Regions from separate parts of the Homo sapiens genome. Here region 1 is linked to region 2. Evidence: chromatin loops called from intact Hi-C (ENCODE). Cell type or tissue: MCF 10A. All regions are shown on one strand. Links, peaks and the distances in the headings refer to the core of each region. The heading gives the core; the rest is flanking DNA.

Region 1 (12,691 bases), core at 3,067-11,066, 46 kb before region 2:
AAAAATTTTGCAATCTATCTATCTGACAAAAGTCCAATATCCAGAGTCTACAAGGAACTTTAACAAATTTACAAGAAAAAAACAACCCCACTAAAAAGTAGGCAAATGATATGAACAGATACTTCTGAAAAGAAAACATTCATGGGGCCAAGAAACATATGAAAAAAGCTCAACATCACTGATCATTAGAGAAATGCAAATCAAAACCACAATGAGATATCAACTCATGCCAGTCAGAATAACAATTATTAAAAGACCAAGAAACAACAGATGCTGGTGAGCCTGTGGAGAAATAGGAATGCTTTTACACTGTCAGTGGGAATGTAAATTAGTTCAACCATTGTGAAAGACGGTGTGGCGATTCCTCAAAGACCTAGAACCAGGAATACCATTTGACCTAGCAATCCCATTACTGGGTATATACCCAAAGGAATATAAATCATTCTATCATAAAGATACATGCACACATATGCTCACTGCAGCACTATTCACAATAGCAAAGATACGGAATCAACCTAAATGCTCATCAATGATAGACTGGATAAAGAAAATGTGGCACATATTCACCCTGGAATACTATGCAGCCATAAAAAGGAATGAGATCATGTCCTTCACAGGGTCATAGATGGAGCCAGAAGCCATTATCCTCAGCAAACTAGCACAGGAACAGAAAACCAAACACCACATGTTCTCACTTATAAGTGGAAGCTGAACAATGAGAATACATGGGCACAGGGAGAGGAACAACACATACTGGACCCTGTGGGGGTGGAGAGGTGGCAAGAAGGAGAGCATCAGGAAAAATAGCTAATGCATGCTGGGATTAATACCTAGGTGATGGGTTGATAGGTGTAGCAAAGCACCATGGCACGCATATACCTATGTAACAAACCTGCACATCCTGCACATGTACCCTGGAACTTAAAATTTAAATTAATTAATTAATTAAAATAAATAGTGTTCTAAAAAAATAAGTAAAAAAAGTTTGCAACTGGAAAAAAATAGCAGATTAAATTTAGGCCCTAATATTTTGTTTGAAATGTAAGAGTGAAATTGACTTCCTGCTTTGTATTTTTATAGGTAGGTGTGCTATTGTGCCGGGGCCACCCAGGCCTTGAAACCTGGTTTCTCTTGATTTTGGCCAGGACTACACCACTGACCCCATAAATAGACAGGGTTCTCTGCCTTTCTCTGCAGAGTGGCTCAAGGCAACAGGATGTGCATTGGGTCCCACTGCTAATGCTTGGAAGTCTCAAGTTATCAGAACAACTCCTTCTCCCTTTCCTTCTTCTTCTTCTTCTTTTTTATTTTACTTTCAATTCTGTGACACATGTGCAGAACATGCAGGATTGTTACATAGGTAAATGTGTGCCATGGTGGTACAGATACACCATAGAATACCTTCCCTTCTTTGAGAATACTCTACTATGCTCTGTCTGAAAGGGCTAGAGATGGCATTGAAACTTGCTGGGTTTTACTCATTCTTTGTGGGGTGGCATAAAGGTCCACTCTTTTAGAGAAAAAAGAACATGGCCAGGCGTGGTGGCTCACGCCTGTAATCCTAGCACTTTGTGAGGCTGAGGTGGGTGGATCCCTTGAGTCCAGGAATTTGAGACCAGCCTGGGCAACATTGCAAAACCTCACTCTACAAAAAATACAAAAATTAGCCAGGCTTGGTGGTGCATACTTGTAGTCCCAGATACTCAGGAGGCTGAGGTGGGAGGATAGCTTGAGCCCAGGAGATGAAGGTTATAGTGAGTTGAGATCATGCCACTACACTCCAGCCTGTATGACAGAGTGAAACCCTGCCTCAAAAAAAAGAAAGAAAAGGAAGGAGGGAAGGAAGGAGAAAAGGAGGGAGAGAAGGAAGGAGAAAAGGAGGGAGGGAAGGAAAAAAGGAAGGAGAAAAGGAGAGAGGGAAGAAAGGAAGGAAGGAGGGAGGAGGGAAGGAGGAAAGGAAGGAAGGAAGGAGGGAAGGAGGGAAGGAGGAAAGGAAGGAGGGAGGGAGGGAAGGAGAAGGAAGGAGGGAGGAGGGAAGGAGGAAAGGAAGGAAGGAAGGAGGGAAGGAGGGAAGGAAGAAAGGAGGGAGGGAGGGAAGGAGGAAGGGAGGGAGAGAAAGGAAAGGAAAAAGAACCTGCTTCCAATTTCATCTCTGGAACTAAAACTTCAGTCCTCGGGCTAGTGTAACCTGTGTCCTCCAGCATCTAGATGGCAAGGTCACTGAGAGCAAGGATCATGTTTTGTACATTTATCCTACCCTCTACATTCAAGTATCACATATAAAACAGAACTCAAGGAAAGGTCAAATTTCAAATAATCCTGATCTGGCAAATGATCTCATCAAATTAAAGTAAATAGAGTTGACTCTTTAGTTTTCATGAAAAGCAGCTAGGTTTTAACTAATAAACAAGGAGATTTAGCAGAGACTTAATCGATTCTAAGTTGAGCACTGTGACTCACTCAATGCAGATGTAGCTGGGAGGAATGGGACCCAATGGTCCCTACAACTTTGCCTGGGTCTTGGTGTAGGGATTAGAAATGCTTTTCAAATAAGATATAAAGTTCCAAAATGAACCACAAAAACAACAAAAATTATTCTTTCACTGTCTATTATGGGAAAGGAGAACATTTTATTAATACTAGCTATTTTCCATAAATTATTTGAATTCATGCAAAGTCATCTTTCTCTATACTTGTCTTTAATATTGCAGTCATTTATTTTAGCTCATTGATTTAAAGGCTAATTTTGCAGACAAATTCAATTTTATGACCATGTAAGTAGTAGTTACCTGAATACACCTCTGGAAAACCTAGAGCTGTACCTTCATTGACTATTTTTACATTCACTAACATTTCTGCCACATGTACCTCCTCTCTTTCTATGTCTCTCTATATAATTATATTTTTCTCTCTCTGAAAAAAATTATTTATATAAATATAAATATATAAAAATATATCTATTCAGATGAGTAGGTTATCCAGAAACTATAATGAACTCAAACAAATTTACAAGAAAAAAACAAACAACCCCATCAAAAAGTGGGCAAAGCATATGAACAGACACTTCTCAAAAGAAGATATTTATGTAGCCAAAAAACACATGAAAAATGCTCATCATCACTGGCCATCAGAGAAATGCAAATCAAAACCACAATGAGATACCATCTCACACCAGTTAGAATGGTGATCATTAAAAAGTCAGGAAACAACAGGCGCTGGAGAGGATGTGGAGAAATAGGGACACTTTTACACTGTTGGTGGGACTGTAAACTAGTTCAACCATTGTGGAAGTCAGTGTGGTGATTCCTCAGGGATCTAGAACTAGAAATACCATTTGACCCAGCCATCCCATTACTGGGTATATACCCAAAGGATTATAAATCATGCTGCTAAGGACACATGCACATGTATGTTTATTGCAGCACTATTCACAATAGCAAAGACTTGGAACCAACCCAAATGTCCAACAATGATAGACTGGATTAAGAAAATGTGGCACATATACACCATGGAATACTATGCAAACAATAAATACTTTTTTAGTATTTAAGTATTTCCCATGTAATATTTAGGGCCTATTTATACTAATGTGTTATTCACTGTTTATCTGAAATTCAGATCCAACTGGGTGAATGTATTTTATCTGGCAATCCTACTTTAGTATTCAAATAAAATGAACTGAAAAATCTTCCATGTAATGTACAGAAAGGTTCTGCAGTTCCAGCTAGGGTGGAGGAAAGCGAATATTGCTGAGTTACATCCTCTGCAGCAAAGAAGTGATTACATGTCTGGTATGTTCTGCATGAGGTGCTAAGCACATACCACCCCTGCCTACAAAAGTGCCTCTGTCAAAGCCTAGGCAATGATTTACAAAACAGTAAAAGTGTAAATTCACTCACACCCAAATACAGGGGGGAGAAAACCCAGAACATTCAGTCCTGCCTGCAGTTGCCAAAGAAAAACAAAACTAAACATGAAAAAACAAAATACTTGCAAAAGTGTTTTCTTGCACAGAAGCAGAGAGTCACTTGCAGGGAGATTGTGGTTTATGTAAAAGCTTGGAGAGTTTCAAAAGATGAGGCTTCCTGAGAGCCTTCCATGCCGTAATTTCCACCACTACCATCCCCACAGCTTCAAAATGCAGCTGCTGTTACTGTGGCTGACTTCAGCAGCCTGGAAGGAATTACTTTCAGTTAACTCTATGATGCATTTTTAAAAAAAAATAACATAAGCACTACATTGGCTTGCTCAATTGTACACACACGCATGGAAAATATTTACCACTCAATTCAACCGAACACATCTACTGCACAAAATGCAAAGCAAGCCATGGGAGGAGAGTGAGGTATGAGACAGAATGGAGGTAGGGGCTGCAGCAATACAGTCCTGCCCTCAAAGAGCTTAGAATCCCATGGGAAAGACTCACCAAGACAAACTTGTACACCAAAAGTACAAACATATGCTGTCCAGAGAGATCAACTCCGTGTTTGGGAAGGGAAGGATGGAGGAGAGGAAGTAAAAGTGAGAGCCTAGGGAGGTGGGGACTATATGCATGCAAGACTTTTGTCCATATTTTAAAGTAATATATGGATTTATGCAGAAGTAATGCCAATGTGTTGTTTAGATCACATATCTAAATAATAGATGTTAAATTACATCCCAAACTACTAGAATATAATGGGCTCTGGCCCTATGTGAAGCAGTAGAAGAAAAATCAATTTGCAAATTCATGAACCAGCTTTTATTTACATTTAGTTTATGAAGTCCTAACCACTTTGGACAGTCCAAATCTACAGATGAAAGCATATGGAAATTTTATCTTTGAGTATGTAATATTATAAGCTGCAATACGTGAGCAAAATTCAACACACCGAAAGAAATGCAAATGTGCATTCATTTCTGTATAAATAAGATTATCATCACACAAAATATGAAATGTTTTCCTTTAAAAAATTGTGAAACCTGGCTGTGAATGCACAGATTGCTTTTCGTTATTCTCCATTAAAACATTGCTAGCTTTGAACCTCTGCCTTATTATTTATTTCAAAAGAACAGGATTGGGTGTGGTTGGTGGTTCACACCTGTAATTCTAATTCTTTGGGAGGCAGAGGCATGAGGATCAGTTGAGCCCTGGAGTTAGAGACCAGCCTCGGCAACACATGTTGTGACCCTGTCTCTACAAAAAAAAAAAAAAAAAAAAAAAAAAAATAGCCAGGCATGGTGGCACATGCCTATAGTCCCAGCTACTGGGAGACTAAAGTGAGAGGATCACTTGGTGCAGGAGCCAGAGGCTGCAGTTAGCTATGATTGCACCACTGCACTCCAGCCTGGGCAACAGAGCAAGACCCTGTCTCAAAAAAAAAAAAAAAAAAAAAGAAGAAGAAGAAGAATGAGAAAGGAGAATGCCCAAATCTTAGTAGGCCCTAAAGCAGCAACCATGAAACTGAAGAACTCCATGGGCATGCAGGAGGCTGAACTTTTCAAGAAGTACTATCTTCCCACAGACTCCCTGTCAGCAGATGGCACAGAGATCCAGCGTGTAGGACTTTGCAAGTTGGGCTGGAAAGGCCAGCCCTTCACACACAAGTTTCCATTGTGAAAGTTGTCAAAATAAAAATGGAGTCACTTATGTTAAAATCCCTGACAAAATGGAGCCAGAGAAGGCCATGAAGGCATGCAGGGTTTTTGTGCATGAATGCCAGATAACAAGAACTATCACGAAAGATTCTGCAAATACCACAACCTTTCCATCAAAGTCTTACACACCAAAAATACTTCTGCAAGGACATCTACCCAATAACTGCCTGTCCAACCTGAAACTGGCACTGCCCATCTTATTGATCCTTGTAGCTGACAGTAATTGTCTCAAAACAATTATGTAATCCTCCTCATTTTTACATTAAAACACTTTGTCTTCCTTTACTGTCCTGAATATTCACATAGTTTACTATGGCATGTATATTCTCATTACAATGCCCATTCACAAATAAATATCATTTTCTTTACAAAGCAGAACTTTCCACTGGGTAGCCAGATCATGTGGCTGCCCTGTAGAAAATCTTTCAACTCAGCTTCTTCCTGGGACCACAACACCCTGTGTGACCTGCCCCACCACCACCTTGCCAGTCTGCTATTCTCTGTGTTTCACCACTTCAGCCACAGTAGCTTATCTCTGCTCCTGGAATATCCCAACTGGGGCCACTACAGGGCCTTTATGTTTGCCATTTCCTCTGCTTGGAATGTGCTGTCTGTATTTCCTAGCCCAGTTTCTTATTGTAATAAAGATCTCAGATTAAATCTCACCTGTGCACATAGACCTTTCCATTTTACCCTGTCTAAAGTAGCACACCCATCTCAAAGCATTCTCTATCATGTTTTGGTGTTTATTGTCTTCCTACCCCCTAAAATGATCTACAGAACTATTGTTTTTTTAAGTGTTTCCTTGTATATTATTGGTCTTCCCAATAAAGGTAAAAATCTCATTTGTCTTGGTTGCTACAGCATCTCCTGGGCTAGGGACAGTGCCTGGCACACAGTATACTGGTGCTCAGTCAACATTTGTGGATTCAACAAATAAATTTGGACTCCAGATAAACCAAATAGAAACAATGCTTTTCAACATACTATATTAGAAAGGACACACATATTAGTGATGGGAATGAGGTCTCAGACTGTCCAAATTCAGAAAGGACTGAAGAAAAATGCATTCAATCTCCTTTATTAATGACTTTATTTTCTATTTTATTTATTTATTTTTTTGAGACAGTCTCACTCTGTCACCCAGGCTGGAGTGCAGTGGTGCAATCTTGGCTTACTGCAACCTCTGCCTCCCAGGTTCATGCCATTCTCCTGCCTCAGCCTCCCAAGTAGCTGGGACTACAGGCACCCGCCACCACACACGGCTAAATTTTTGTATTTTTAGTAGAGACAGCATTTCACCATGTTAGCCAGGATGTTCTCAATCTCCTGACCTCATGATCTGCCCGGTTTGGCCTCTCAAAGTGCTAGGATTCTAGGCATGAGCCACCATGCCTGACTCTGTTAATGACTTTATGTGATTTTGTGGGAAGGATCTCCATGTTCCAAAAAATTGAAAACTTAGCAGAATGTTTACTATCCTTGAGTCTCAGTCTTTTTCTTCACTTAAAACATTTTCACAAAATTTCAGTAGAGGAGGAGCTACCAAATAGTGACAATTTTCACCACTGGGAGGTGGCTGCTTTGATCCAACTTTTATATGCTTTGGTGAAAGGAAACACACCTGTCATTGTATTATTAAAGGAATTGGGTAAGAATTCCTGGGGATTCTAGGTCCCTGGTGGTATCTAGCTCACCCTTGACTTCACTTTAGTCTCTTGAGTCTTCATACCTTCCTTGGCATGTTGCAGTGCTTCAACCAAAGTCCTGTACTTGCCTGGGCTTTTCACCTACACTTTGGCACAACCCCAATTTCTGCATGACACACGTGCCCAAAGGCTCAGTCACACAGCAGTGGAAGGCGTTTATTATAATCCTCTGTGGTCTCATCAACGGGTCTGCCTGGCGTTTTACCATTCCTTAAGGGCAAGGAGCAGGTTTACATAATTGTCTTGGTACAATGGCTCATTCCACAAAACTGGGACAGTGGGTGCAGTCAGCCTACCAAATACCTTCTTGCATTTAACATGTGACCTTTGTCCACTTTGTTACCTTAAAACAATCTTTTCGAGGAAAAGTGCCTACCCCTGGCATAAACAAACAAACAAACAAACAAACAAAAACTCTTGCAAACTTTAAAAGTAAGCAGGGTTCACAGTGCTTCATCTTCCTCCTGCTAGTCTGTAGGAGGTCATATTAAATCATGAATCAGATTGTCTGGAGCCAGGAAGCCAATAAACAACTAGTTCTTTCTAGAAACATTTAACCACCTGGCTTTGTATATGTTCTGGCTCAAACACAACTACAGATTAAAGCTGCGTACAGTAAGAAAAGTGACAAATGCTACAAATCAACTGCCAAAGTATTTCAGTAAACCTCATCAAATTCACAAAATAGACAGGAGCAGGATGAGAATGATTTGTGTCATGGCCAAGGAATCACTGAGTTTAGGGAGAGCTCTTTCACAGCAAGCCTGCTCTCTGTCTAGGGTAAGATGTTTCCTCATCCCTCAGGCTACTCCCTGCAAACATAACCCTGAGGAGTGGCCAGGACAGGAGTGAGAGCCACACACTCAGCACACCCATAAGACCTCGTGGGGACCTACATGGCCATCGCATCTCCCAACAGGTCCAGAGCCAGTCTCAGAAAACTGAATGCACAGTGTCTTCCAATGAATAGGGAAAATCCCTTTTCTGCCCATAATGCCTGGACAACAGGCTTGCTGTTGAGGATAAGAAGATATGAAATAATGGGAGGGAAAGTTTAGAACCTGCCCCTTCGGGCCTTGAGGGATTGTGGGAGGTGATAAGAGAGGAAGTGAGATGGCCTTTCTCAATGCAGAGGTAAGCATGTGGGTTAGAGCAGACCAGGAAAATGCTGACAGCATCAGGACTCTGGGAAGGCGACCACCTCAGACACCCACCACCTCACCAACCTGGGGCTACCACAGCTAAGGAAGCCCTGCAATGCAGTGCAGTGAAGGAGATGGGGGCTGGAAGCTAGCTGTCCACAGCTGCTGTCTCCTCCACTGTGGTGTGGTTTATCCCATAATGACCCAGGATGAGAGTGGACTGGGCCTCATTTCTCTGCCTCCCCAGGTTCCCCTAGCCACGTGCTCCTGGGCCCATTCATGGAGCTGCTGCCAGCCCACAGGACCTGTTCCATCTCTGCCACAAGCTAGCAGCACACTACTGCCTATGAGCCCTAGTTTCTTCATCCATGTAGTAAGGATTAGAAAAGCCCCTATGCATTGGCTTATGCAATACTTTTTGTTTCAGTTTCCTCATCTGTAAAATGGAGCTAATAATATTACCTACTTCAAATGATTGTTGTAAAGATTTCATGATTTAACATGGGTAAAGCACTTACAACAGTGTCTGGCACTAAGAGGTGCCATAGAAATGTTTACTGTTATGGTTATTCTGTGTCCAAGTTAATTTTGCTTCTTCAAAGTTTCTTCATGAATCATATCACTTAGGACATGAAAATATTTAAGGGTCACAAAATTGAAACCTTATAGAGTTGGAACAGACTTTAAAAACCAATCTAGTCCAACCCTTTTGAGTTACAAATGGCAAAAACAGGCCCAGCATAGTATATCCTAAGTCAGCCAGCCCAGTAATGGCAAAGCTGAGACTAGGATCCAGTTCAAAGCTCTTTCCAATGTGCCACACTGAGCACCATATACATCAAATTAAGCACCATGTGCCAATGGCTCAATAAAGCCAGAGCTTTTACTGCAATCAACAAGTTTGAGTATAGAAGACGACACAGAAGAATTTGGAAGTTACCCCCCAGCACCCCCCTGCAACAACCCCCACTGAGTTTCACTTTGAAATACCTACAAATACCTGATTCTTTAATCCCATAATCTCAAGAGATGTTATATTGTTACCCCTCTGTGCTCAACCCCACAGCTTTAACTGCAAATCTATGGATTAAACATGAAAGTTTTCTCAGTTCCTCCCAAATGAATTCTGTTAGTACTGCTACTTAATTCTCCCTAGGAAATCTCTTCCCAGAGAAGAGTTTACATGATTTTCTGCTAAGCTTAAAGCACTATTATCTTTTGGCAGCTGGATACTAATTGATCATTGATCTTTGAACTCTGGTTTTAGGGCTGCTGGGCTGAAAAAAATTAGAAAACTTTGTCTTTTAGAGTGCTTTCTCTAATCCGTCCTTTCCCCTTCTTTGCTACTGCTGGCATTCCAAAGTGGATTTGTTTTAAATCCTGGGTGGCTTAACAAAGAGGTGCTATAGTGCAATGATTAAGAGGTGTTTCAGGGTGAGACCAAGGATTGAGCCTGGCTTTGCCATTAATGTGCAGAGAAGTGCTTTTGAGGAAATTGTTTAACTAAGCAGACACGTACTAAAGATGGCTAACTGGCACATGGGAGCAAATTTTGTGCATCTCTTTCCAATCCTACTTTCAGTGACATTGTGTTGGTAGCTTGAAATTAGCTATGGTGATTGTCATAACTCTCATTTGCATTAATGCGGCCTTGGCATCCGTCTGCTCGTTGTGTCCCTGGCTTGTCACCTTTGGCCTACATATTGTAAGACAGTCTGTGTACCCAGTTCCCAGTTTCATGTTCTAGATAGATAAGGCCATACCTTGAACCACTTGACCACCTTACTTCTTCATTAAGTCTGGTGAACCCAAGAATGTAACTCCCAAATTCCCAAACCTAGCCATACCCCACCTGAAAATGAACCAGTCCAAATCTGTCACACGAAACCACCTAGGTAATGTCTTGGACTCCCATAAAGCCTTCAGCCCACAGGTCCCTCCCTTTCTTTCCCCGACTGGTTACACGTCCTGGAAGGTCCCCTCTTGTGGTCTGTGCTGCCTTCCACTCTTGGGATCTGTGAGTAATAAACTTAATTTTGTCACCATTCCTATCTAAATGCCCCTTTACTGTGCCAAAACTGGATAACACCTAACCTAACTTAAGTACCTCACTTAACACCTCAGAATAGTGATATTTTACACCATGGAAAATGGGAGACAGTACAAATCAGCGTCTCCTTCCCTTCCCAAGCCAACTGTTTCTCTAAGCCCTAGATACTCATCCATACAATAGGGAAGACAATAGTACTTACCCCATGGGATTGTAGTGAGAGTTAAATGACATAATGTATGTGCAATACCCAGGGAACATCTGGCATACAGTTTCCTATGTTGCTATTGTTATTATCCATGTCTTACTTGATTGCTACCTCTGCTGTGGTCTGACTGTGTTCCCTCAAAATGAACATATGTAAAAATTTCATCTCAAATGTAATATTATTAAGAGGTGGGGCCTTTGGGAGGTGATTAGGGATTAGTTCCCTTATAAAATAGGCTTGAGAAAGCCTATTTTCCCCATCTATTAGGGAAATAGAAGAATAGGACAGCCAGGATGACCCGTTTTAAAACCCATCCCATCTTAAAACTAGCAAGGCACATTCCCTGCCAGTCACAACCCATGGTAATAAGATGTTTATGGCTAAGGAAGCTGCCTAATAATGACTACAAGCACAAACTCCTACAACAGCAGAATGTCCAGATGTCCGAATATTATATAACAATATATGCTTTTAAGATTATTATAGTCATTCTTTGATGTACTTATGCACTAAAATGCCAAGGATAACCTTCTTTATATCAACAAAGTAATACATTTTTTCATACTGTCAGCCCATCCACACATAGTCGTAACTTAGCTTAGCTTTTAAGTTGATTAAAAGAAACAAAAACCTACATAAGAAGAATATAAAACAAAGGCCATGCATTCCTCCTCTTGTTTTCTGAGGATGTCGTACTCTGTATCTGAGTAACTTTCTCTTCTCACCACACTCTGTGGCTCACCTTGAATTCCTTTCTGCACAAGATCCAAAAACCCTCTTTTGGGGTCTGGATCAAGATTCCTTTTCTGGCAACACATCCACCATGTGAGGATACATAGAAGGTGCCATATGTATGAAACCAAGAACAGCCCTCACCAGACATCAAGCCTGCTGGAGCCTTGATCTTGGACTTTCCAACTTCCAGAACTTTGAGCAATACATTTCTCTTGTTTATAAACTACCAGTCTAAAGTATTTAGTTATAGCAGCTTGAACAGGCTGAGATAGAAACTGAGACGTAGGATGCTGCTTTAATAAATTGTAAAATGTATCTTAAAGTGTGGATAAAGGTTTGTAACTGAGTAACAGGTAGAGACAGTCTCGCTCTGTCACCAAGGCTGGAGTGCAGTGGCGTGATCTTGGCTCACTGCAAGTTCTGCCTCTCGGGTTCATGCCACTCTCCTGCCTCAGCCCTCTGAGTACCTGAGACTACAGGTGTGTGCCACCATGCCTGGCTAATTTTTTATATTTTTGTAGAGACGGGGTTTCACCATGTTAGCCAGGATGGTCTCGATCTCCTGACCTCGTGATACACCTGCCTCGGCCTCCCAAAGTGCTGGGATTACAGGTGTGAGCCACCACGCCCAGCCGAGGCTAGAACAGTTTTGAAGTGCATGCTGGAAAAAGCCTGTATTGCTGTGAATGGACTATAAAGGGTAACTCTGGTGAGGGTCAGAAAAACAGGAGAGCTGGAGAAAACATCTTAATCTTCTTAGAGATTCCCTAAGATTTCATAATCAGAATATTGGTAGAAATATGAACAGTAGATCTCAGAAAGGTCCACTTTATAACAAGGATGACCTCTCCTCCAGTTTCCAATAACATGCTCCTCATGGGCATCCTTATTATAAAGTGGAACTGAACTTGGTTAAATTGTACTTGTGTTCTAGTGTTGTGTGGAAGGTAGAACTTAAGAGTGATGAACTAGGATATTTGGTAGAAGAAATATCTAAGCAAAATTTTGAAATAATTAATTCAAAATCTAAGCTCTTATGAGGCCAAGGCAGGACCTGATCACTTGAGACCAGGAATTTGAGACACCATCTCCGGGGCAACATAGTGAGACACCGTCCTTTTAAAAATAGGTGAATAAACTTTTGAAAAATCTAAGATGTTGGAACTCTAAGTTATTTTGAGCCTTAGAAAAATATGATTATGGAACCTGA
Region 2 (12,691 bases), core at 2,911-10,910:
CTTCCAGGATGTCAGGGCTAGACCTGGCCATCCTCAATTGGCCTTCAACATTTGACTTGGCCTGTGGCTTTTAGCACTAATCGCAGAGGAAAGCTGCTAAAGCACAGGGCATGGGGTTTGGGTGGCATGGAAGAAAGTACATAGGATTCAGAACTAGAAGATGCAGGTTCCAGGCATACTTCTTTCAATTACTAAGTGTGAATTTGAATAAGCCACTGGAACTCTGTGACCCCTTTGGTTTTTTTTTTCATTTGCTAAATGAAAATAATAAAATCTACCTTATGGGGTGGTTGTGGGACTAAAATGAAAGACTATGTAAAAAGCACTTTGTCAACTGTGAAATGTAATTATAAGCCTCTCGAAATGGATCTATCCTTAGAAGTTCTCCAAAACTAAAGAGGAAAGAATTTTAGTGACAGCCTTTCAATTCCAAATACGTATGAGTGGGCCAATGAGGAAGAGAAGGCTAGAGGGACACAGTGAACAAAGTGGACCAGATAAGTGAATATAAAATCTTATTTACATTGAAATCTATATAGACAATCTCTAGTTATCAAATCATAGCTCTTCTTCACAAGAGCTGAAAAGGAGCAAGAAATATTCCAAAATACTCAACTACTATCCTCTGAAGTATTGCAACCATTAGCTGGGAAACATGTTACTACAGACCTTGTAAAACATGTTACAGGACACTATGTTTATTCAGTTAATCTGCAGAGTATGTTTGTTATAGAAAACTGAATTTGTTCAAACCATAAATCAATTTACCAACCCTGGGTTAATTAGCTCACCATTATGTATTTGATATATTTTGCAAGTCAGAAAGCATCCAGTACATACCTAAGAGAATGGCTAAAGTTTTAAAAACTGAAAATACTAAATGCTGATGAGGATATAGGGAGCCACTAGAACTCTCATACATTGTTGATAGAAATGCCAAATGGTTATGACTTCGGAAAATGGCTTGGCAATTTCTTACAAAATTAAACATACACTTACCCTATGACCCAGCAATCCTATTCGATCCCAAAATGGTCGAGAGAAAAGCCTATGTCCCCAAAAATATTAATAATTGCCCTGAACTGAAAATAATCCAAATGTCCACCAACATTTCATAGCACATCCATTCAATGGAACACTGCTCGGCAATAAAAAGCAATGAATCAATAGTGCATGGCTAAATCTGAAAAGCATAATAAGTGAAACAAGCAAAAACAAAATGCTACGTCACATAGGATTCCATATATATGACATCCCAGCAAATGAGAAAAAATTAGAACTCAGTGGATGCCAGGGCCTTGGGTTGGAGAGAGGGGATTTCCTGTTAAGGGCACTAGGAGACCTTGAATGAGCTAGACAGCAAACACACTTACAGACCTCAATCTTCTTGGCTCTTGTCAAACTTTGGTTTATCTCTTGGGGCTCCCCAAGGTGCTGGGGTGGAGACAGACTTTAGCTTCAACCTCAGCTTCCCAACTTTCCAGCTATGTGACTTTAGACCAGTTATTTAAATTCCCTCAACTTCAGGTTCCTCTACATACTTCACGTAAGTGTTGAAAGGTGTTCAAGGAGATCAGTGTAAAGCACATTGTCTGGACACTTTTTCTCAAAGGAGCTAAATGATATCAATAAGCAACCAACTGGCCTTCTTGACTACATCTCTAAAACCCATTAGAGCTTGCTGACCCATTCAGGTGCTGGAGCATCAACTATCAAAACCAGATCCATGAGTGTGCACTGTGGCATCTAAGGAGAGCCCTACACCGATTCCTGATCTCTTCCTATTGTACCTTACTCTCCAAAAGGAACTCTCAGCTCTAACCCAGTTGGTGTGTTTCTGGTCTACCATTGCTAAGTGTCTGAAGGCACTGACACTCAGTGGGCATAGGCCTCCCATTCATAGGTCTTTCCTAATTCTTTAGTCTGTTGATTTTCTATTATTCCAGTTTCCTCTATGCACTCTTGTAAACTTTAATGCCTGTGTTACCAATTTCACATAGGAATTCGGCCTAACACACAATTAAAGTTTGTTGATACAATGATTATATTGAGAATCTGAAAATCAACCCTGATGTAGGCAAAATAAGGACTTGAAGGATTTATGAGCACTTTGAGACACACAGAACACAGACACATGGAACAGGTTGCTAGAAGGCATCTATTATTTTATTCAATAATTTTGGAAGTGTGATAGGATTACAAACCTTGTCCAGGCCCTACTCTCACTATGGGATACAGAGAAGCCACCATAGGTAATGAAGCAAAAATGAACAATAAGCAAGTAGAGACAAAGAAAACGCAGTGGCTTTCAACATGCTATCGAAAGTTGGCCCAAAACTTTTTCATGAGTTATTTCACTGGTAATGAGTACAGCTGTAGCTCTCTTTATCATCACACATGTATCCTAAGATTTCTAGAGAACACTAGTTTGTAATTTTAGATATTCACACTTAGGCAATTCTGAGATGTCTCTGCTGGAAAGTGTCAGAGGGAAAAACAAACCCTTTTCAGCTTCCTTTCTCACAGCCAGGATTCTTTACAATCTATATTTTTCAGAGAGTGATTGCAAAGGAGTTTCTTTCAAAGGACCGAATACACTTATTGGAGAAGAGATTTACATTTTAAATGATGGTTTTTAAAGTTTCCATTTAATTACTATAGTCAATCTTTGTTTTTCAGTTTCCAATTATTATTCTCAGCATAGCCTACGTACTAATTCACCATGATTTCTAAGCAAGTACTTCTATACATGGGATGATTTTATTTTCGTTAAGGCAATTGGAAATAAATGCTAGGAACAAATTCTGGCAGAGAAAAAACTAAACATTTTTCTGCTGAATGTGCCAAAAGTGGTGAACATGCCCGATTTTGAATTACCTTCTGCCTTACCGGGCCAGAAAGCTTGATGTGTTATTTCTTCGCTTGATATATTTTTTTTTTTTCTAGCTATGATAAAGTCCCAAAAGCAATTCTTTTCTAAAGGAATCATAAAAGCTTTCATCTTTTGCTTACTCTTCATGTAAGGATTTGGAGGTAACATTCCAATGAGTCATTTCTATTTGATGCAACCAGCGACCATGGCATGTCCTGCTTTCACGTATGTTCAACAAATCAAGAAAGTCAGTGTCCGGAAATAGCCAATTTTATTCCTCACTTCTGTAGCCCTGGGGTTGACACAATCGTCTTTGATTTCTTCCTGTGGGTGTTTTTCATTTTTTCAGTTCATTTTCCTCTCCACCCCATTATTTCAAAGGGCTTAACAATGTCCTTCCTTTAGGGTGACCTTGTGTAAGTTTTTCCTTCATGGGTATGTCTGCAATGCACCTCTGCTAGGTTTTTTGTCTTGAGCCAGCATTCGTGGTTTACTCTCTCCTCAGTCTATCTTGCTCCAATTACAGCAGAGAACTTTATTTCAATTCCCATGAGTTTACATGTAGAGTCCTAGTACTGTCTAGTGGAATAAATCTCATGTTCCTATTTTCTATTATTGGATAACACGTCTCATGAGTTTCTACTGTTTGCTCTGCCACAAGTTAAGAATTCCCTGTCCTAAGGTTTGTTGTCTCTCACTCCTATCAATTCGGGATTAAGTTTTTTCCTTTATCTCCACCTCTCTTTCTTGATGTCTAGAAGCAGAGATATTTTCTTGGTGTGATGCTCAGCTTTTGGCCCAAATTATGGTTTAAAGAATCATCCACATTGACAATTTTAACAGCGTGCACCTGGATTCTAAGGAATCTTATTTTCTACTTCCTCTCTCTTGCTTTCAAGCGTATAAAAATCAAAAGTCTTCCTCGATTTATTCTTGGATTTTCTAATCTTTACATGTTTCTTAGGTCCTGACAATTCTTTGCCCAGAGAGGAAATTCTGTTACCTGCTTCCTTCCATTTTCTGGCCATCCACTACGTGCCAGAGGTCCTGCCCTCAGAAAGCTTACATTCTAGTATAGTGTAAGACAATTTTAGAAAGGGGTAGCCAGGGCTAACACACACTTATAGACTAATTGCGTGGCAGCCTTGAGGGTAGTAAAGTGGTCATTCCTGCCTAGCTTGTGGCCCACATTATGTACTTAATTCTTTAGCTCAATGTGTAGAAATACACAAAACATGGTGGGTTTTTTTAAAATCACTATTTGGCTGAGGAGTGACTGCACTATCTTTAATCAAAACATTTAAAATACTGTATCTGAAAGTGTTCTAGATTAAAAGAGACTAAAGAGGCGTAACAACTAAATACAATGCTTATCCCTGGATTAAAAAGATAATAGCTATCAAGAACATGACTGGCACAAATGGAGATACTTAAATCTGCACTGTTTATTATAGTATAGTACCACCATTAAACTTCTTGAGTGTGATCATTTTATCATGGTTATAGGTGAATGCCCTTATTCCAAATTAACAGGTGTGATGTGTCATAATGTAATTTACTCTCAGAATCTATTTACAGAATGTGAGAAGTACACACACGTATAGCCCAAGAGTAAGGCAGGAAATACAGTAAAATGTTAACAACTGGAAAATCTAAGTGACAGGTACACAGTTGTTCATTATATTATTGTAGCTTTGGAAATTTTCAATAGAAGAAGTTGGAAAAAAAACAAACAAAAAAGGATAAAAAATGCTTTAAAGACTACCTTAAATGGTTTTTGAAATGAAAGCCAGAAGAGAGAAGAAAAAATTTACACATCTGTTCTGAAACCAAACACAAATACTTTTTATTCATGGGATATCATTTTACATCAATGTCATTGAAACCTAAAACCAGTTTGCTGTACTCAAGTTAGGTGGCATAACAGTATTTCAGTTAAGCTGGGAGTCACAGGACTTGCACACTTTTATGAATGTAATGCAAATACTGACGACACGAAGCATTCACAGTTATAGGTTACCTGCTGTCATTGAACAGTAACCCCCAATAGAAATTATTTTATGAAAAAAGCAACCCACGTTTTGGTCTCATTTACAGACACCCAACATTTTAGTTGGTCAATGAAATCTATACATTTATTATACAACATATGAAAGAATAAAGGATAAGGCTTACAGAGGTATTTTAGCAGTTTTAAGAATAAAAACCAAGGGCACAAACTAACTTTTAAAGCTTTCTGTATAAACTTCAAAAGCACTGTTAAAATGGAGACTGAGAGAGAAAATAAATCCATTGTGAAACCAGAATCTAGGTTTGCCTAGTCAGATTTATAAAAACATAATTCAGAGTTCATGCTTCAAAAAAGGTGCATGTAACATTACAGTGGATGTTTGAGGCAAATCAAATAATACAATTTCTGACCTACTTCAGCAGTAAACATCTAAAGGTTGTATTCCATGACAACAGAGTATTGCAATGTGGAGTTCGAAACACAATAGAAAAAGAGAAAGGGTTGTAGACTTAGGTACTAAAGAAAACCCAGATGAAGGCACCCTAATTTATTCAACATTAGCCAGTAAATAAGTGCTTGATGATTGTTCAGTTTTGTGCAACTTAGAGAAGTTTTTAAGAAAATGTATCATATTACTCTGTCTGACCCCTTTTTCTCCCCTTAGAAATAAATATATAAAATCAAGACAATCAAGGGTAAGCACTCTGCCGCTCAGCAGTCAAAGAGGTTTATTTTTCAAGGCAGTTTAAAGATTATTTGGAGTTTTCTTAATATGCAAGATTATCCCTTTGGAATACTTACTTTCTTATCATACATAATGCAATAGTTTTTACGCAGTTTTTTCCCTACCATCAAAATGTTGATTGTGGATTAACTGTAACATCTCCCTCCTGTAACAATCCTCTCATTTTAGAATTAACTGTGCTTATCAGCATTTTTTAAAAATCTCTATATTCTAACATAGTGTTTAAAATAACTTCATCTATGATTTATATTTGCTTTAAATAAAGCTACAGTTGATCAGATTTAAAGAACTGTATGACCTGTTGCCTTTAAAGTGTAACTTTTTAACTTTATGGAATAATTTTGAAAATGAATCAATTCTTCACAGATCCAAACCTGCCTAGGCCAGTCACCACTGCAAAACAAATGCATCCATCACATCAGTATTAATAGCTGTTGCTTGCCATTAACATTTCCTGTTCTTTTCAGATATTGGTTTATGCAAACTGGTATTAATTTTTAAGGTTGAAAGTGAATCTACAAATAAGGAGTGGTTAAGTATGCTTAATCACTACAGGGTTTTTTAAACTTCTGGTTTATTTCACAGCAAATAAAACCTTTCGTTTGGTAGAAAAAGAAAGTAGTTGCATTCTACTATATCATGATTTTGTATACACACACACTGTATATACATACAAAATTTCTTTCTTTGGTGGTTTAGTTAGGGAAAAAATATGAAAATGTGAACACTGTTTGCAAAGAAATGGTAAAATAGTGGTCAAGAGTAGCACTGTCTGTGTGCTTTATTCACTTAATGCCATTTAAACGATCACATGTCACCCGAAAGAAGTTTTAGCCAGAGTTCCAAATAACCCAAACCTTTTTCCAGTCATCACATGTTCAAATCACGGATCTTGCTGACCACGACAGCATTTACTTGTTCAAATGCACCATTACCTTTTACTCACTCAAATCATTAGACTTTTGTGTTTTCACAGAACTTTAGGGACTGAATTAGTCATTCAATAGCACCAGATAGTTGGGGTGAAAACATGTCATCTCTATATTTCCTCAAGAATGGCAAAAAAAAAAAAAAAAAAAGACATAAAATACAAACCTAAAAATACCATTCTGTTTATTCTTGTTTCCTCATCCACAAAAATAATGGCTATTGCCCTTCTGTACAAATAACTCAGGTAATGAAAAGTGGCCCCTCTAGGACAGGTCCTAGCATGTACTGGGTTAGCTCAATGCTGGTGGTTTCTTGTCCACTGCCTGCAATGGACATGCTGCCAGGAAAAGCCTAGCATGAAACAAACAAACAAGGAAAACAAAACAGCTCTCACTTATAGTATGCTTGTTTTCTCAAAAGGCTGGAAAATTACATACCATGAAAGCTTAACTGAAAATTCAAGCCACAACTAGAAGTGCGATGCAGTTATAAACAGCCAGCAAAACCATGAGGTTTTCATTGAGGAGGTGAAATAAATTTTACTTAGAGTGGCAAAGAAAGCATTAGCAGATCAATCACTGGCTAGAAGAATGCAAAAGGAAAAAAAGAGAACAAACAAACAAAAAAGTTAAAGAATGTTTATAAGAGTTTAAATCCCATTCTTTTAAGAAAAGAGGTGCAATTTGAATTTGTTCATTGGTACCTATATTCAAGCTATTATAGTTTTAACACTAAAAAATAAACAACTTATACACCTTGCATGGTAGAAATGATTTGTGGCATGTTACATATCTATATGTTCAAATAATTATAACTCATCATTTTAAAACACTAATATTGTTAAGTATACCAAATGATATTTGGCATATGCCTCTAAAAAGTTATGACTCCTACCTCCTTCCAGAAGTTGGCCTCTTAAACAGTAAGGTTAATTCTGGCAATGTTTGTTCATGGTAACAGTTTTCTCTTGTTTTCTGAAATGCTACATAGGAGACCAAATAAAGTATAATTGGTTCATTCAAAAAAAGGGACTAGAAATGCCACAAAATTATTTTTACAATACATTTTTCAGAAATAATCTCTAGGTGAACCTTTTTCCTTTTATACACATATACAAAATTTAAACAGCAATATACACATAATCACAGTGAGGACGTTGGCAAATTCACCAATCTGTAGTGTAAATACAAACTGCAAAGCAGCCTTCCAAGAGAACAATGCCACACAGCAAGCAGAGCTGGCCAATTCAATAGCAAACACCAACATGTCCCTGCGAAAGGGAAACAGTGCAAGAGAAGCAGCATGCGCTTTGATACAAACAGCAATTTATGGCTAATGGGTGACAAAACTGTGGTAACAGTGACTCTCTCGCTGCTATGCATAAAGTCCTAGGACATCTGTTTGTCTTTATACCACTCCACAAACTCGTCCAACAAAACTGGCCCTGGAGAGAAAGAGAGAAACAGTAGTAATAATAATAATAATAACAATAATAATAATAGTAATGTAGCTGAGGCTTTTCCCAATGAGGATGATATAGAAATGTACACGAATGGCAGAATGGTAGCGGCAGTACTTACATGCTCCATCTTCATCATAGTTGCTGAGGTCAAGATTAATTGTTCTGCTAAACTCTAGGACATTGCACCACTGGTCTTTATTAATAACTTTGTATTTTGATTGCTGATGGAGGGAAAAGTAATATGAATTACTGACACTTAAAATGAACAAATGGGACGGTTTCAATTGCTTTATGAATCAACTTAATTAAGTTCATGTAAGGTTAACTCTTTCTGTTTGAGGTTTGTTAAGCACCAATCTAGGAGGATGGTGAGGGAGAGCAAGAGTAGAATTTAAGATGACAATTGTCATTACAAAAATATGACAGGGTCTCAATACAAAATGGAAAGCACATCAAAATAACATGATTATATATCCCCAGAAGTGAAAATTCTAAACTGCAAAAGCCATTTTATATAAAATGCAGATAATATCTACTTCATAAAGATATTATAAGAATTAAAAGAGATCATTTACTAATTTATGTGAAGCACTTCATTCAGTGTTTGGCACAAAGTAAGTGCTAAATAAAGAGTAGCTCCCATTAATATAACCCCTGACATAACCAGCACTGCCCATGGCCAAGCCTTCGGCTTAAAGCACATGCAGCAGCAGGTTACTTGACGAGATCCGGTAAGTGCTGCAAGTGGTCTCAAAATTAGGTGTTCTTGTCACAGAAAAAAATTACTGTTCTAATAATTCAAAACTCGAATCTGATCATAAAAGAAGCTAGAATAGCTGTGAAATCGTTTTTCTATTCCTCTTAGACGAGAAATTTGCCATGTGTCTATTTAAAAATACAGTATCCCTGTATGAAGATTCATAAATAAAATCCAGAACCAATGATTTTTAAATCTTCCCCACTAAAATCAGAAACATAGTAAAACAATACAAGTACATAAAAAGCAAAGAGAGTTGAGTCAATGGTTTTGAGGATGCAAACACAAGAAAAGCTGAAATGAGAGGAATACTGTCTTTTTTAAAGAAAAATGCAAACTAATGTAAGAGAGAGAACAAAGCACAGACTACAAGTTTAACTTTCTAAGCAGGTAAAAGCAAAAACCAGTCCTGAAACAGTTGATGATGCACCTGGAATTACACAAAGTCAGATTTCCTCCAGGCCAGGTCTTCCAGCTTAAGACTCTTTACACACAGGTGTAAATCCAGCTAAACTCTCTGAGAACAGGGAACTATTTCTATTTATTTTTCCAAATAATGCTAACTCATCTCAAGGGATTGTCAGAGAAATTAGAACAGACCATATGTCAACATGGACTATTTTGGGTAAACAGATACTTACGTAAAACTAGTTTTTAAATTTTTGAGGAGTCCCACTTAGTAATGTTAAAAGAAATTTTTAATAACAGTTCTCAAAGAATCCTATCAGATATTAAAAATATTCTGGACCATTACATAAAGTAAGTTGTGAGAAAGATTATTCAAGAGTGAAGCCAGAGTCATCTTACGGCCCAGCATTTTCTCAAAGACCCAACACCCTCATCCTTGCAAGCAAAGGACACTTTTTAGAAGGGCTTGGGGCAGGAGGGAAAGGAGGATGCCATATATGACAACCCAAGTAACTCAAACTTGTATCCCATATACTTCCAGGTCCCACAGAATGACACTTCAACAAAACCAGTAGCTCAGAATTTCTGATCATCAATACTTAAAAGCACACAAACAATGATGGAATAAAGTGCTGGATTGTTCTGATACTGATCTGAAGACAATTTAAACTGAAGGAGATATTGTCAGTCTGCCTAATACTTAGATTGATCTAAGGTCCTCAAGTTACTTGGTGACAAGAGTAGATAAGAACATACTACAAACTAATTTTGGTAAGAAGGCAGATGACTGTCTTTTAAACCTCTGCTTAATAAAAGTGGAAGTTCATCTAAAGTCAAAAGAAAGTAAATCTTCTTTTTCTATTGTTACAAAGAACAGAAAATCTAAACAAAAGTGAAGCTTTAAAATGGGGATGAGAAAAGAGAGAAAAGGACAGAGCTGTGGCTGTTTCGGATGCATTTTTAATGTGGAATGAAGCAACACAACATTAAACGCATACACAGATGCACTCCAAGAAGATAGGTAGCTGCTGACTGACAGCAATTATGTCACCGTAATTCCTACATAGGCAGAAAAGTACAACAAACAAAAAATTACATACAACGGGTGAATAAAGTTATTTGGTAGTTCCAAGCAAGCAAACATACATTTCATAAAACAACAATTTGGTACCTCTAAGAATTGGTGAAAAACTGGAAAAAGGGGCCAGATTTTTCCTAATAACAGTCCCAACATGCACTTGGCAGTGTTTATGTCTAGGCTGCGCTGGTCCTTTTCCTGTTTAACAAACAAAAACAAGGATGAGCCAGATGCCCCCAAATAATAAATTCCAATAATTGCAAATGTGTATTCACTTCAACAGGAAATTAGTAAACAGCTCATTTATCATACACCTTAAAGACCCTGCATCCAGACTAAGGTTAGGGAGGGGAGGTAGTCAAACACAATGGAAGGCTTGGGCATTACGATATTATATAAATTTACTGTGAGAAAGATTTATGTCAACTGAATGATCACCCTAATGCAAAATCAATTAGTTATGTCGTAGCAGTTTCTACAGGCTTTTCATGGGATTAATAAAAACTTGTAACTCAATCACTTGCTTGTTTGATATTTATGATAATTATCAAAATCCTAATTGTTGACCATAAAGCCTATAACTCAACGGAGCTTAAAGGTTTTGATGCCTATGATTAGGAATCAGGTTTCCTTAATAAAAACGAAATCAATTTGATTTCATTGATAAATATTTTTCTTGAACCTAAACATGCTGGAATTGACTTCAGCTCATACCAAATGCTGGGGCTCTGAAGTGTCTCTCTAAATCAGAGGATAGATTCATCTACCCACTCTGGTGGAAGGCAGGAAGTCTATCAATACAGTCCTTCAATAGACAGATAGATAGATAGATTTCTTAGACGTAAATTTCCTAGTAAAATACTCCTAACTAGTAACCAAGTGAAAGACAACATTTCATAAGGACACCAGAAAAAAAGATAAGAACATAAACCTAAATAAGGGCAGGGTAAGCTCATTCCACTTACATTTGCAATTAAGGATCCTAATTTCTCATTTCCGTCTTTCTTATATGCTTCCATTCCAGAACTACAAGCGGTCAGTTTCCATGGAAAGGAATAGAGGGCCTGGGACCATAAGCATACCTTACATATCCAAAGCTAGCCTCCATGTGTTATCTTAACTACAGTGGAAATTTGTAAAAGTAGTTTTTTACAAAGGGAGAAAGTGCCTGGCTAGCCCAGTGCAGTGGAATCTAAATGTTCAAATTAAGGGATGATGCTGTGACCACCACCCTAAGCCACATATGCAGCCATATATACCTCCTGATAAAATAAATCATCACTGCAAGGACGCTTAACAGTGAGGTACTCTTTAGTATACAAACCATTTCTAGCCATGACCCTGAATTGGGACTTAATACAGCAAATGTAAGGGCCTCACTTAACAACAACAATCAAGGTAGATGAAGACAAGGAAACTTGTTGCCTAAGGAAGATGTGCAATAGATCTGGCCTTTTGGTCTCAGTTGTGAAGTGTAACGACTGTCCATGAATAGACCAGGTCAGATGGCTCCACATCACCCTTCTTTCAGAGGTCACATAACTTAAGTCTGATGAGGGCAGGTGTATCCCAGTTCCACAGTTCTATGCAAACAGGTGGGACCTCCTTTCCACAGGGTTCTCTGCCTGTCCCTTGGCCATATGTATTGTCCTGCTCAGGGCTGCAGTACGCACTCCCAATGGAGAAGAGGACAGGAGAAGAGGTGATCTAGAGACTGCCTGCCTTTTGCCAGACAAACTGCATTGGTTTGTTGTGTTTCAAGGGCTTACACTTCTGTGATGACACTGTGCAAGCAAATGGAAAACTTCCTCTTACCCTGTAACACAGGTGTGGCAGACGGCAACAGCACACCATACTATGAAGCAATCCACAAGATAAACGAGTAAACTGTTGAGAAACACACGCGGCACCACAGGACTCGGCCAAAGTCCATTTGTTGAACAACAGCTTATGCAGCACTGGGCTGACAACACTGGCGCTCTGGAAGAGTTTTCCCTTTGCAGAGTTTGTAATCATTCACTAAACCCCAAATCTCTAGTCTTGCTGTGATATATATTGTGCCTTCTTCCACCATCATCAATACCTATGTCCCCGTCACAATGGACATACACTAAGGTGACAAAAAAGAAAAAAAAGATACAAAAGACCTGGACAGACTCTTTGCAACAATATAATCATCTGACAAACTGATGATCATGAAGGATTTCAATGCATATGTTTGGCAGTGATGCCAAAACACGGAGGAAAGGCATCAGACTCACAGGACTGGAAAGCTGAACAGCACTCACTTACTCCTGCTCTGCAAGGGTGCCAGCCAGCAGCTCGCAATCACTAACACCATCTTCGGCCTAGCAAATAAGAGAAAGATATTATGGATGCACTCACAATCTGAATAGTGGCATCTCACTGATAACCAACATTTCCTGTG

The links. A loop is a pair of places that touch in the nucleus more often than their neighbours do. Peaks named below come from ENCODE experiments on the same cell type or tissue, not always from the same donor. Only the 100,000 strongest peaks of a DNase experiment are listed, where the experiment ranks them.
Region 1: it touches region 2 in a loop (2.1-fold over the local background); 5 of 110 quality-filtered maps call a loop at or near these places.

The regions. Positions count from the first base shown.
Region 1 is chr4:51,955,495-51,968,185 of GRCh38, reverse strand. No RefSeq gene overlaps it. Among named protein-coding and RNA genes, the nearest start is that of LRRC66, 59 kb to the left of the region's middle. In MCF 10A, for the core only: no CTCF peak of the experiment used is centred there; a DNase peak (open chromatin) is centred at 7,475.
Region 2 is chr4:51,908,840-51,921,530 of GRCh38, reverse strand. It overlaps DCUN1D4 (defective in cullin neddylation 1 domain containing 4), which reads right to left. Exons shown (of 11, transcript NM_001040402.3): 9 at 10,357-10,461; 10 at 8,139-8,241; 11 at 4,694-8,002. The coding sequence ends at 7,947. Among named protein-coding and RNA genes, the nearest start is that of DCUN1D4, 72 kb to the right of the region's middle. In MCF 10A, for the core only: no CTCF peak of the experiment used is centred there; no DNase peak of the experiment used is centred there.